Linked DNA regions of Homo sapiens: region 2 is linked to region 1. A link is a contact called in ENCODE Hi-C or POLR2A ChIA-PET data. All regions are on one chromosome and are shown on one strand. The core of a region is the stretch at or near the end of the contact, and the rest is flanking DNA. Distances in the headings are between cores, read along the strand shown.

The links. A loop is a pair of places that touch in the nucleus more often than their neighbours do. ChIA-PET counts read pairs that join two places held with the same protein, here RNA polymerase II (POLR2A). Pooled maps may share reads with other maps.
Region 2: a loop to region 1 is called in a pooled map, with 2.5 times the contacts of the local background. The contact joins the enhancer-like site here to the promoter of ZPBP2 in region 1. A Hi-C loop is called at or near these places in 1 of 168 maps with a recorded cell type or tissue (Calu3) and 4 of 50 pooled maps. POLR2A ChIA-PET finds 5 or more read pairs at or near these places in 5 of 52 experiments (H1, HEK293T, activated T-cell and 2 more).

The regions. Positions count from the first base shown.
Region 1 is chr17:39,863,294-39,869,451 of GRCh38, forward strand. ZPBP2 (zona pellucida binding protein 2) reads left to right here and starts at 4,909. Exons shown (of 8, transcript NM_199321.3): 1 at 4,909-5,113; 2 at 5,256-5,321. The coding sequence starts at 5,062. It overlaps IKZF3 (IKAROS family zinc finger 3), which reads right to left and starts at 1,019. Exons shown (of 8, transcript NM_012481.5): 1 at 827-1,019. The coding sequence starts at 833. RefSeq lists enhancers at 641-760, 771-860, 1,588-1,657, 3,729-3,948, 4,189-4,268 and 1 more and a silencer at 3,963-4,178.
Region 2 is chr17:39,700,170-39,706,327 of GRCh38, forward strand. ERBB2 (erb-b2 receptor tyrosine kinase 2) reads left to right here. Exons shown (of 27, transcript NM_004448.4): 1 at 1-142. The coding sequence starts at 70. Among named protein-coding and RNA genes, the nearest start is that of ERBB2, 3.2 kb to the left of the region's middle. RefSeq lists enhancers at 877-1,378, 1,379-1,878, 4,625-5,497. Within about 2 kb of position 3,007, at least 11 of the 41 ENCODE cell types and tissues checked have a DNase peak (open chromatin) inside an H3K27ac peak, as active enhancers do.

The sequences.
Region 1 (6,158 bases), core at 3,659-6,158:
ATTCTTCCATTATTATGAAGAAAATACCCACGATCTTCATATTTATCAAAGTAACATTTTAGTTAGGTGTCAATATCTCATTTTTAATAGAATGAAATTCTGAATTTCTTAATCCCACCATCCCCCCCCGAGTTGAGATGCATTTGCCATTTTCAAGGTTTTAGAAACACTTGTTGAAAAGACCATTGAAGAGTTTACAGTAGCAGTGTGAAATTTTAGGTATCCCAAGGAAGTACAGAATGAAAAATGTTTGAGAAGCAAGGATAGTGTTACGACTTTCAAAATTAATTCATATGAAACTCCTAATGTGAACCTGATTTTTTGCGCTGGGTAAAGAAGACTCATTAGAAGATCGAGTTCCAAGGGAACTGCAAATGCCAACCGCTTTAAAATGTACCTTTCCCATATGACACCATTTACCCTTGGAAGAAAACAAGTTACTCAGATTAGTCTAATTCCAATAAACACTGAGGCCATGAAGGAAAAAATATCCAAAAGGGTTGATTATTCCACCCCAGATTTGCAGCCATTTCAGGGACACCCCTTAAGTGCTCTTCCTCTGCAGATGTAGGGTAGACCCCCCATGTCTGACAACTCTTTAGAAATAAAATTGCGAAGAAGTTATCACTTTCCAAAGGGCGGGGGAAGGACAAGTGAGAGACGTTAAGAGAACCGACGCGCTTTGTCCTCTGAAATACCTCATATTTACTTTTGACAAAAGAAGTAAATAGAAGCAAAACTGAGATTCAGAAGAAACTCTTTCTACTGCTTGCACAGGTTAAGTTTCTCAAAGACCCCGGAGAAAAGAAGCGGGCTGGAGGCTCACCTTCCATGTCGCTGCCGGGCCGGGCTGGAGCTGCCGCTGTGGCTACTCGGCCTCTCCACGTGCTCCTGCCGTCGCCTGGACTCAGCGCGCAGCTGGCGGGAGATTCCCGGCGCGGGGAGTCCCCGGGATCCGGCAGCCGCGTCGGCGCAGACTGAAAAGGGCAGGAGCCGGCGACCTGCCGGTGCGCGGGGTTACAGCGGCGCTGGCTGGCGGCGGCTTTAAAGGACGCTGGCCGCGGAGTGCCGCGGGTTCCGCGCCTCCAGCCCCCTTTCGAATGTCAAACCCAAGGAACCCCGACAGGATGGAAATGTCGCATCACTAAATTGTCTCAAAATGTCTATTTTAGAAGGATAATGGATGAGAAAAGTGACATCACACGGAGGGTCGGGGGTCAGCCTTGCTTTCTTGGCAAGCTGAAGTTCAAAGACGTTTATCTTAAATTGAGGAAGATCTGGAACTTTTTGTCTAGATTCAGTGATAACAGCCGTGGAAAGTATCAATGAGAACCCCCTTCTTTCAAAGTATTTTTTTTTCCTTCCTCACTTTTTCATTTCACATGGTAAAAGTTTTTGGTCCAAGTTTTCAGACAGTTGGAAAGGATTTTGGCACTTCTATCAATTCAACTTTTTAATTTTTGGAAGCATTTATCTCACTTTTGTTTTCCCTCTGGGAACTGCTTGATTTATTTGCCACCACTCACGCAATACTACCCACTCTATATAAATAGAGGGAGTGTTTTATAGAGTGTGTTTATTTTCTCCCAGCCTGCCTTCTTCTAAATACACACCTTACAAAAATACATATATGATGTACCAGAAAATTAAGCAAAGAAAGTAGAGCTAAGGGTGGAAGGTGGGGGCAGTAAGATTGTAAAATTAACTTAAAGATGTTAGTATACAGATATGTATCAGTCAACATCTTCTCCCAACACCCTCCCTACTGTCCAGAGGTAAAGCACACATTTGACTGCAGAGAGAGGAAAGGGGAAGTGACCACAAAACTGTTTTTCAAAGCAGAACTTTTCTTCACATTGAGGTCTAAGGGACATTGTTCAGGTGAGCCCTTCTAAAGATATCCAGCGTGTGGGACAATATACGAATGAGTCTCAAAAGGCCACTGTCACCGCTATTAGAAAATTATATTAGTGCATACAAATATATTTGAGACTTAAGGCTGAGGGTTTGTGCATCAGCTGTCCATATCAGAAGAAACCCACACTTACAAGTTAAAGTATACATGCTGTAATTTTATGAATTGTAGCTTTAAACAATAGTATGTCGTTGGTATAGGCAGTCTATGTGATGTGTGTATATATATTCAAGTGGGTGAAAAACTACACTGGCTTTAAGCACCACAGTAGCATCTCTATAACTGTATGAGTTGGGAGTTCTGCAGGATGTCAATTTTGGAGAAATACTCTAAACACTAGGTCTAATTTTAGTACTGAAAGGGGAAATTTGTTGTTTGTTAGTTTCTAAAAGCAAAAATAGCACATCAAAAGTAGCAGAAGAGGAACTGTAAAATTTCACAGGGATGGTATGAGGATGAAAAGTTATTTGGTTATGAAAAAGTTGTAGGCCAGGCGCAGTGGCTCACGCCTGTAATCCCAGCACTTTGGGAGGCCAAGGCAGGTGGATCACGAGGTCAGGAGTTCGAGACCAGCCTGGCCAACATGGCAAAATACTGTCTCTACTAAAAATACAAAAATTAGCTGGGCGTGGTGGCGCATGCCTCTAATCCTAGCTACTCAGGAGGCTGAGGCAGGAGAATCGCTTGAACCCAGCAGGCAGAGGTTGCAGTGAGCCGAGATCTTGCCACTGAACTCCAGCCTGGGCAACAGAGTGAGACTTCGTCTCAAAAAAAAAAAAAAAAAGTTGTAAGGAAACTTTATGATTTTCCATTACAATGTTCTTCTGTATATTTGACAGTGGAACGTGTTAGTACTCTGTAAATAGTTCAATACTGAGTATTTCGGACTCCCGAGAGTGATACCTAAGGGGATTAAAAGTGAATTGGTAAAATAACTTATGTAGCTACTCCACCTTCAAGGAGATGCAGCATAAATCCCCACTCTTTAAGTGTGGGTGCACAAAGTGACTTCCTTCCGAAGAGTATAGTATGAAAGCAGGGGAATAAGTTGACAGTGGAGAAACCTGACAAACAGTACCTCAGCCAGCAGACCAAGGTTAACATCAAGTGATAAGGCATGTTGATAGTATGTCCCCTTGATATGATGTGATGAGAATGTCATTTTATCTCTGTAATCTTCCTCCTAAGAATCCATAATTCTAGTCTAATATGGAGAAAGACACCAAATTCCAGTAGAGAGGCATTCTACAAAATACCTCACCAATTAAAGCCAGGTCAAGACCTTCAAACACAAGAAAAGTCTGACACAGCCAAGGGGAATCTAAGGAGATACGATGACTATAGGTAATGTGGGATCCCGCATGAGATCCTGGAGCAAAAAAACAAACGAGGTAGGGAGGACATTGAGTAAAAAACTAAGGAAATCTGAATAAAGTTTGGACTTCAGTTAATAGTAATATATCAATATCCGTTCATTAATTGTAAGAAATGTACCATACCAATGTAAGATGTCAATAATAGGGAAAATCGGGAGGGAGTATGTAAAAACTCTCTGTACTGTTTTTGCAAATTTTCTGCAAATCTAAAACTCTTCTAAAATAAAAAGTTTATATAAAAAGAGTGGATGGGTACTTTTGACAACTATTACTCATTTGGTTAAGTCTCCTCTCATAGGATTTAGTTTATCACACAGGATTTACAACTATCAATTACTTACAGTAACCAAAAAGTCAATAAAACACACTGTGGATATATAATGTACTTTGACTAAAACTGGAATGAAGAACTTGTAGGGAATCAAAGATAATGCCTAAATCTGTCTTCATTATCATCACCTTAAGAAGAGAACAGTTGAGACCAGACCATGTATCCAGACATGGTAACTGAAAATGGGTGGATCTGACTCACTGAGTCACATTTCATGGCTTATGCTATATAGGTAAAATTAACAGTGACTAAAAATGAAATTACTGACAAAGTTTGCTCCTGGACCATATGAGAGAGTCCAAGTACTGACTCGGCTCAAAGGAAATAAAACCGAAAACTCTTGATCTCACCCAAAATAACCATTCTGCACCCTGTCTGAACCTTGGGCTCTCTCTACTAACCAGCCTACTCAAAACCACTACTGAGAGTGGTGTCCCGCTGCTAAGAAACAGACAACACACAGGGCCTTTCGGGCCACCAAACTAGTAGCCAAGAAGGAACCATCAAAGACGCGGGCATGATCCCCTTTGGAGCTCCCCGATCTTGACTAGTCATCCATCCCTACAGAAAAGGCCAATCGGGCTCCATCCCTACAGAAAAGGCCAATGGGCCTTACAATTGGGCCCATTTTTAAAGCAAGGTCACTTCATCAACCTAGATACGTTTGCACTGGGGGAGGTCTCTCACATCGCCTCATACTTGAAGTGAAAATGAAGATTCAACGTTCCTCTAGAGTGGGAAGGCCCGGAAGCGCCTTCTTGGCTCAGTAGTGGCTCTTCTGGGTCTTGGTCTTGCTGGTAAAGAATGCAATTAGGTAAAAATCGCGTGTCAGTTTGAAAGAGATTCGACACCCAGTTTCAGCGTTCATGAGAAGAGAGGCGTAGGAAATCCCCACGCGGGCCTTTCTGCTTCACGTGAGGAGGAAATTGTCACAAGTCTCTGCCTTCCTCAGGTCCCCTTCCTAGGGGATTCCTCATCGCATCCCCTAGCCGCCCTACCCCACCACGGTCCTTGGGACCTCGCGGTGTTCTCTCCTTGATCCCTTCGGCCCCTAGACTGGGGAATCCCCGGAACGCGACACCGTGGCTTCTTTTCCTTTATTCTCTTCCTGCCTTCCGCTCCGCTCAGAGAGCAAGGGGCCAGGAGCGCGGGAAAATGGCGCCGGACGCGAGGCGCGAAAAGTTCGCATGCCTGCTGCCGCGTGGGCGCCAGAGGATCTGGCGATCGCCTGCAGCGCCGTCGCCCCGCCCCCGCGCGCGAGAATCGAAGCACGCACGCGTTCTCCTGCGCGTCCGCTCCCGCCGTTGCGACGGACGGGTAGGGGAGGCGACCCCGGCGTTCTGCTCCGCACTGTGGAGGAGGTGGGGAGGTGTTGGGCCAGGGCTGAGGTAGGAGGGAGTCTGTCCCTCGACGCCTCCTGCGACGCCAGCCCCTGAGCGATGATGCGAACGTGCGTCCTACTCTCCGCGGTGCTCTGGTGCCTCACAGGAGGTGGGGCTCCCTCCACCCGGTCCCCAGGCCTCTCCCTCTGCCCGAGCTTCCCGGTCCTGCCTCCTTCGCCTCGCCCTGCCCTGCCCGACTCTGAACCCTGCTCCTCTTCTAACTAAAAGTCAGTGTTTTATTTCCTCCGCAGTCCAATGCCCGCGTTTTACCTTATTCAATAAGAAGGGCTTCATTTATGGCAAGACAGGACAGCCAGGTAATAAGGGCCTCTGCACACGCGGGCCCATTGGAGGGGCCGGAACTGCGAAGCTCTTCCCGGAAGAGCTTCCTGGAGAGAAGGGGAACGAGCCAGCGTTTATTGAGCATCTATTATACTAAGCATCTGCTTGGCAGTTCACGACGGTCGCATTTTTTCATCCTTACAGCGATCCCTATTGTGTCGCCTTGCTTTAAAGCCTTACAGCTCACAAAGGGCTGGGATTTATTCCAGATCTCTCTCTCAGATGCCATCTCACTTCCAGGTGTCTCTGCTGCTTTGCAACGCGGGAAACCCACGCAAAGGAGTGATTTCCAAGGCCTTCTGTTTGGAATATCTTTAATCCTCCCCTTATTAACTGGAAAAACTCCCACGCATCCTTCAGGGCTCAGCTCAAATGTCCTTTATCTCTGCAGTGAAACTTTCCCAAGGAAAATTAGTTACACAGCTAATTTTAGATAAATTGAGCCAGTTGATAGAATTTGTCATGTTTAGACTCCTTCTGTGTTTGAGTTCTCTCCCCGACCCCCAACCAAATTGTAGGACGTTGTCTTTATGAGCCTGGCATTCAGTAGGCTTTAAAATTAATATCTTTCTGGGTTGCAGTGATTCCAAGCATACCATCGTTCTGTCCACCAAACCAGAAACAAGAAGTAATCACACATCTTCCTAATATGCCCAGATAGGCTTAATTATTGTTCCCAATGGAGAAAATTTACAGTTAAACATCAGGTTTCCCTTAGGGTGATCATGATCATCTATCTTTCTTTCTTTCTTTCCTTCCTTCCTTCTTTTTTTTTTTTTTTTTTTTTGACAGTCTCACTCTGTCACCCAGGC
Region 2 (6,158 bases), core at 1,757-4,256, 170 kb before region 1:
CACCCCGCGCCCCGCGCCCTCCCAGCCGGGTCCAGCCGGAGCCATGGGGCCGGAGCCGCAGTGAGCACCATGGAGCTGGCGGCCTTGTGCCGCTGGGGGCTCCTCCTCGCCCTCTTGCCCCCCGGAGCCGCGAGCACCCAAGGTGGGTCTGGTGTGGGGAGGGGACGGAGCAGCGGCGGGACCCTGCCCTGTGGATGCCCCGCCGAGGTCCCGCGGCCGGCGGGGCCAGAGGGGCCCGGACGAGCTCTCCTATCCCGAAGTTGTGGACAGTCGAGACGCTCAGGGCAGCCGGGCCCTGGGGCCCTCGGGCGGGAGGGGGCAGTTACACGGCAGCGGCTCGAGATGGCCCATCCAAGAGACTGGCGCTTTCCAGGCTCCGAGGGGCTCCGGGAACTTGTCAAAGAAGTTCTCTGAAATTGTTCAGAAAGTTTTCCCGCAAAGGGTGTATTGCGTAGAGCGCGCGCGCGCGTTTCCCCCCTTCTTGAGCCCCCTCAAGCTTTCTCAAAGCCTTTCCAGTTGGCAGCCTCCGCCTCCGGACTGGCCTGGGCTGGATTCCTTGGGGGGGTCCTCTGCCCTGCCCCTCCTCCAGCCCCTCCCCGCTCCCCTTCAGACGATTTTGGTTTGGTTGCTCCTGCTTCTGGCGGGGTCGGGTGTGTGTGTGTGTGGTGGAGTGGAGGGTGGCATAGCAACCTGTCCCAACCAGAGCCGGGGAGGAAAGGGTGGCCCGGAGGGTGGCCTCTTGCTGGGGTCTGGGTTGGGGGCGGGGGAGACGTTTGCTTTGAACAGATTCTTGGGGCCAGCTTAGGGACTGTGCTCTGTGACTTTTGGAGCGCGTGGACCATGGAGGGGTGGGGGTGGGTTTCTTGGGGTGTAAAGTGGGAGAGTTCCCAGAGAAGGAAGCTAAGAAATAAGGCCAGATGGGAGCCTAGGGAGGGCTGCGTTGTTCTGCTGCCTTTTCCTTGGTGCTGTGCGTGGGGAAGGGTGAGTGGGGGCAGTGTGTATCCTGACCCATCTGTCCACCTGTGTGCATTAATCATAAAAGCTAACATATAGCCTGGGCCAGGTATACTCTGCCAGGAACTGTTTGTGGTGTTTTGCATGCATTCTCCTTTAATCCTAGAACACCCCTATAGTGGAAGTTCTGCCAGCATTCTGGACTGAGTAGCAGTCCAGAGGTTGAGTAGCAGCTAGTAAGTGGTGGGGTCAAGATGGGACCCCAGGCAGTGCGACCCCCAACCATGCATTCGAAATCGCTATATGGATGAGTGCACCTGGAGCAATGAGGGACACTGCTCCCTGAGTCACTGGGCTGCAGGGGAGACAAAATGAAAGTGTTCTGGGAGTCGTGGGTGGTCTCCATAGGTCAGAGGGTCTGGGGAGGGAGTGGGTGTCATCGTGGCTGTGTGTTGCCCGAGGGGCCCTCTGTGAGTGAGTGCATGGCCGTGTTATCTCTGCAGGTCTACGCCAGGGTGTTCCTCAGTTGTGTGGTCTTTGTATTTGTGTGTCTGGGCTTTGTGTTGCCAAACAGCAGTCTCTCTGCTGACTTGGGGACACAGGCTGAACTCTGTCCTCTGCAGGAACTCCCTTAAGGTGCTGGGCCAGATCTGCCATAAACAGAGGGAGGTAGCCTTCTATGGCCACGCCTTCTTGCTGAGGAAGAAGGTTCCTCTCTTCCAGGGAGTACATCCTTGCCCTCCCTGTTTCCCAGACAAGCATCTTCACCTCTCATCTTCTGATGAGAAGGGTGAGGCCATACTGAGCTGTCAGGCTGAGCTGCTGCCCTTCCTCACCTTGGGCTGGGAGTTGATCAGGGAATGGCAGTTGCTGCAGAGCTGGATTTGAGGGCTGGGTTCTCTGGATGGGGCCTCCTCATGTCCTCACCCCTCAACCTGCACTATTGATTGTGTTGTGCAGGAGTTAGTTAAAAAGTCATTGCACAGCCTGGGCAACAAGGCAAAACTCTGTACAAAAAATACAAAAATTAGTTGGATGTGATTACACGTGCCTGTAGTCCCAGCTACTCCGGAGGCTGAGGCAGGAGGATCACCTGAGCCCAGGAAGTTGAGGCTTGCAGTGAGCTGTGATTGCAAATGCTCTCCAGCCTGGGTGACAGTGTGAGACTCCGTTTCAGAAAAAAAGTATACCACCCAGCTGCCTCCAGCACCCAGATTTTACCCAAGGGGTGAGGTCTGGGGCAGGAATGTGGGGGAAGGGGAGGCCTAGGGGGAGCCCCAGAGGGGTCAGGATTTTTCTGAAATCCTTTCTTAGAGGTATGGGTTTTACAAATTGCAGCAAATACATCCTTTTAATCTTGCAGAACTCCTTCATATTTTAATTCCAGTATGATTCTTCCAACAGCCTCCTCTCTTTACTATACTTGGGGAAAGTACTCATTTTATTTGTCAAGAAAAAAACAATTGAAAAGATAGGGATCAAATGTAAAAAGAAAAAATACGTGGCATTCCAAAGTCAAACACAAAGCATGTTTAATTTTCTCGTGGTTTGGGATTACCCATATTCCTGCTGTATGAACCTGTCTTGTCTTAACTTTTAAGAAATGTACGGTGTACTTCCTATATGCTAGGTTTTTATCCATGCTTTCATTTAATCTCTGTGACAGTCCTGTGAAGTAGGTGCACAGATGAGAAAATGGAAGTTCAGAGAAATGAAGCAACTTATCCAAGGCTCCCAGCTACCCAGTAATGTCCAGGGAATTTTTGGACTCTGAAGAGGAGGCATTAAGAGGTGGTTAGAGTCTTATTCCAGCCAACAATAATGGGTTGAACAAAGCCTTAGGGGCAGGCAGGTGGCCAGATGGGAGGAGAAGCGCTCCTCTTGTTCAGGCGAATGACCTTTCCATCCACTTCTCTAGGCTGTAGAAAGTGGAGCTGAGCTGGGGGCCCTGAGGTTCCCTCTTGACTTCAGAGTCCTCTCCCTTCCTGTCCAGCCAATGCCTGTCTTCCTTTTGGGCCCTACCAGCATGACAGGGGGCTGCGGGCAGGAGGGGACAGAGGCCACGTTGACACACAGGGCTGTGGGTGAGAGAGACAGCTGAAGTGTCAGCGTGAGGGGCCAGTGTGGGGCTGCGGCTGGGAGGGCTGGGGTGGGGCCCAGGGTAGTTGTGCCTGTCCTTGGGTGATGGAATGATCTGGAAAGAGATTCCTTCCCTGCCCTCCACCTGTGAGAAGCCCCTCTAGAGTGACATCTCCATCTTATGTTTGGCCACCCATCCTCCCCCTGGGAAGAGAGCCGAGGTGGGGTAAGGGATGTGTACTCTTTCAAGGAGTGGGAGAATTATTCTAGCGAATGTTTGTGTTGTCCCAGTTCTGTTTACAAAGCCTCGTCATGTTTACAGATGGCTGCGCAATTCATTACCTCATTTAACTCTCATGTACCTCCTCTGAGGGAGTAAGAGCTGTTACAGCCAAGTTTAGGTCAGTAAATATTCACCAAGTTGCAGGTACTGCAGGGCATAGAGATGAATCCGATTTAGCTTCTGCCCTGGAGGTCTGGGAACTTGCTCAAGATCACTCAGTGAGCAGCTGAGCTAGGGTTCTCAACTAAAGACCCTGGGCCCAGGCCCTGGTCTGATGTCAGGCCTGATACACCAGGTGTTTGTGGTCGGGGAATCCCAGTGTCACTTGAATGGGCTGTGACATTATGGGTCTGGGAGAGCTGAGCTTTGGGGACACAGGTCATTTTACTGTAGTATTCATGGAAACCAAGGGAAGTATTGGCTTTTCTGCTGTGAGCAAGAGGAGCAGCTGGGGCTGCAAGCTGGTGGGGAGGAGAGAACCCACCTGAGAGAAACCTCAGGACTGGGGTCAAGTCCTGACCACCAGAGTCCAGAGAGACATGAAGGACTGTGACCAGCTCTGAGCAGAGAGATGGATTCCATGACCTCAACTGGTCCCTTTTGTTCGGAGACTCGTGACTGGACTTCATTCATCCACTCATTCATTCATTCACTCAGCAGACACTTATCTAGCGCTCCCTGTGGCTGGTCCTGCCTCATACTGTCTTTGCTCTGGAGAATTGGAGGTTGGGGTTCCTGAGGGGCAGGGTCCTGGAGACAAGGACACTCCTGGGTAGAATTAGGACCTACCCCCCAGGAAATCAACGGGGACCAGGTGCCGTGGCTCACACCTGTAATCCCAGCACTTTGGGAGGCCGAGACGGGCGGATCACAAGGTCAGCAGTTCAGGACCAGCCTGGCCAACATGGTGAAACCCGCCTCAACTAAAAATACAAAAATTAGCCAGGTGTGGTGTCAGGCACCCGTAATCCCAGCTACTGAGGAGGCTGAGGCAGGAGAATTGCTTGAACCCGGGAGGCAGAGGTTGCAGTGAGCCGAGATTGCGCCACTGCACTCCAGCCTGGCGACAGGGCGAGACTCCATCTCAAAAAAAGAAAACCAATGGGACAGGGCAGATATGGGGACAATGGTAAGGAGATGGGAGAGTGGGAGGGAGGTGTCAGGAAGACCTTCTTGACTTCATGTAGGCTGGTGGGGGTGTTAGCCAGCAAGCCTCCAGTTCCCTGGGAACCGTTCTCAGGGTACCAATTTTACCACCTGTCTGCAAACACTTTAAGATTCTTAATCAGACTCAAATTGGCCACAAATCAGGTAAACAAACTCACTAGTGGGGTGGGGCTACCACCCGTTCTGACCCTCCAGCCCAACCCAGCCCAGCCACCCTGCCCTCCGTAGAGCCTGTGGTGTTTATCGGTGGCATTGGGAGAATTAGTGTGTATTTATGTTGGCGTGGGGTGTGGGGTGGATTTGTGTGTGTGCAGTTAGGCCTAGTGGAAGGAATGTGGGATCTGAAGGCAGGCCAGCCTGAGTTCCAGTCCTGCCTGTTGCTCACAAGCTTTATGAGGCGAGAGCTAACCCCTGCCAGCCTCAGTTGTCTTCTTTGCAAGATGGAGGTTGCAGCCCCAGTCTCTGGAGCATGTTATGCAGATCCACCGAGAGTGCCTGCCAGGCACACAGTAGGTGCTCAGCTCAGTTACTGTGGCGGCCCCCACTCCCCATTGTTGTTGTTTTCCTATTGCCTGGCGGCCACAGCTGGTATCCCTTGAAAAGGGCTACAGGGGGTGGAGTCGGACCCTGCCCCAGCCCTGTGGAGACCCTGGGCTTGGGCCAGGGCCTGGGGTCTGGGCCTGCAGACAGCTGTGTCTATAAAGCAGCTGAAGGGCTGAGGCCGGGGGAGGTCCTGGCAGCAGGGCGTTATTTTGGGCCTGGCCTGCCACCCCCAGCTCCTGTTTCTCTTGGGAGTCTGTTGGGGGAGGAAGTGTGGGGAAGAGGAGGGGGTGCAAGTGGGTGAGGCATGGAGTGGGGAGGCCTCCCTCAGGGACATGGACCCTTGAGTTCTATTTCTGTTCCTCCCTCCTGTTCCTCCCTCTTTGTCCTTATCTGCCTAGAGAGGTGGGAATAGAGGCCATTCTGAGTATCACTAGGAGACCACCAGTTTGTGGCCACTGGCCACTGGCCCAGGCAGGGAACCTGGGGGCTTGCCCTACCAGCCTCTCCCAGCAATCTGAAGGCAGGGGGTACCTCGTATTACCCCCTAGGATTTGACCTTAGGCTCCAACTTGCTGGGAGAGCAGTGCCTCTGGTGTCAGACCCCAAGCCAGCCCTTGTGCTGTCCCTGAATCTGCATGTAGCCTGTGGGAGGCGGAGCAGTGACCGGCAGGAATTCTGGGCAGCTCAGGCACCTGTGGGCCTGAGGGTGCCCTCTGCCCCCACCCTTCCGATCTCCTGGGCAAGACACGCCAGGTGATTCATCTCACCAGAGCAGAAAAACAAGTTCAACTGGGCACTTTAATCTCCCCTCACTGGCAGGCCTGGTGTGAGCTGCTACCCCGGCGCCCCTCACCAGGGGTGCTTTACCTCCTCTAGTATTCCTGACCTTAGTGGGCATTTCTGGTCTCAGGGATACCAGGCTGGGGTCCAAGTGGGCCAGGTGTGGCAGTTCAGCCCTATGCCCCATGGCTGATGGCTCGCGCTGGGCAGGTATGCAGGGCTGACGTAGTGCCTTTGTGGCAGCAGTTTCGTGGCACACATTCTGCCAGCTGGTTCTGGAGTCTTGCCCTGAGGAGGTGGCCAGGGTGAGGGTGCCAGCGCAGGAACCTTTGGCGCATGCTTCACCCTGGCC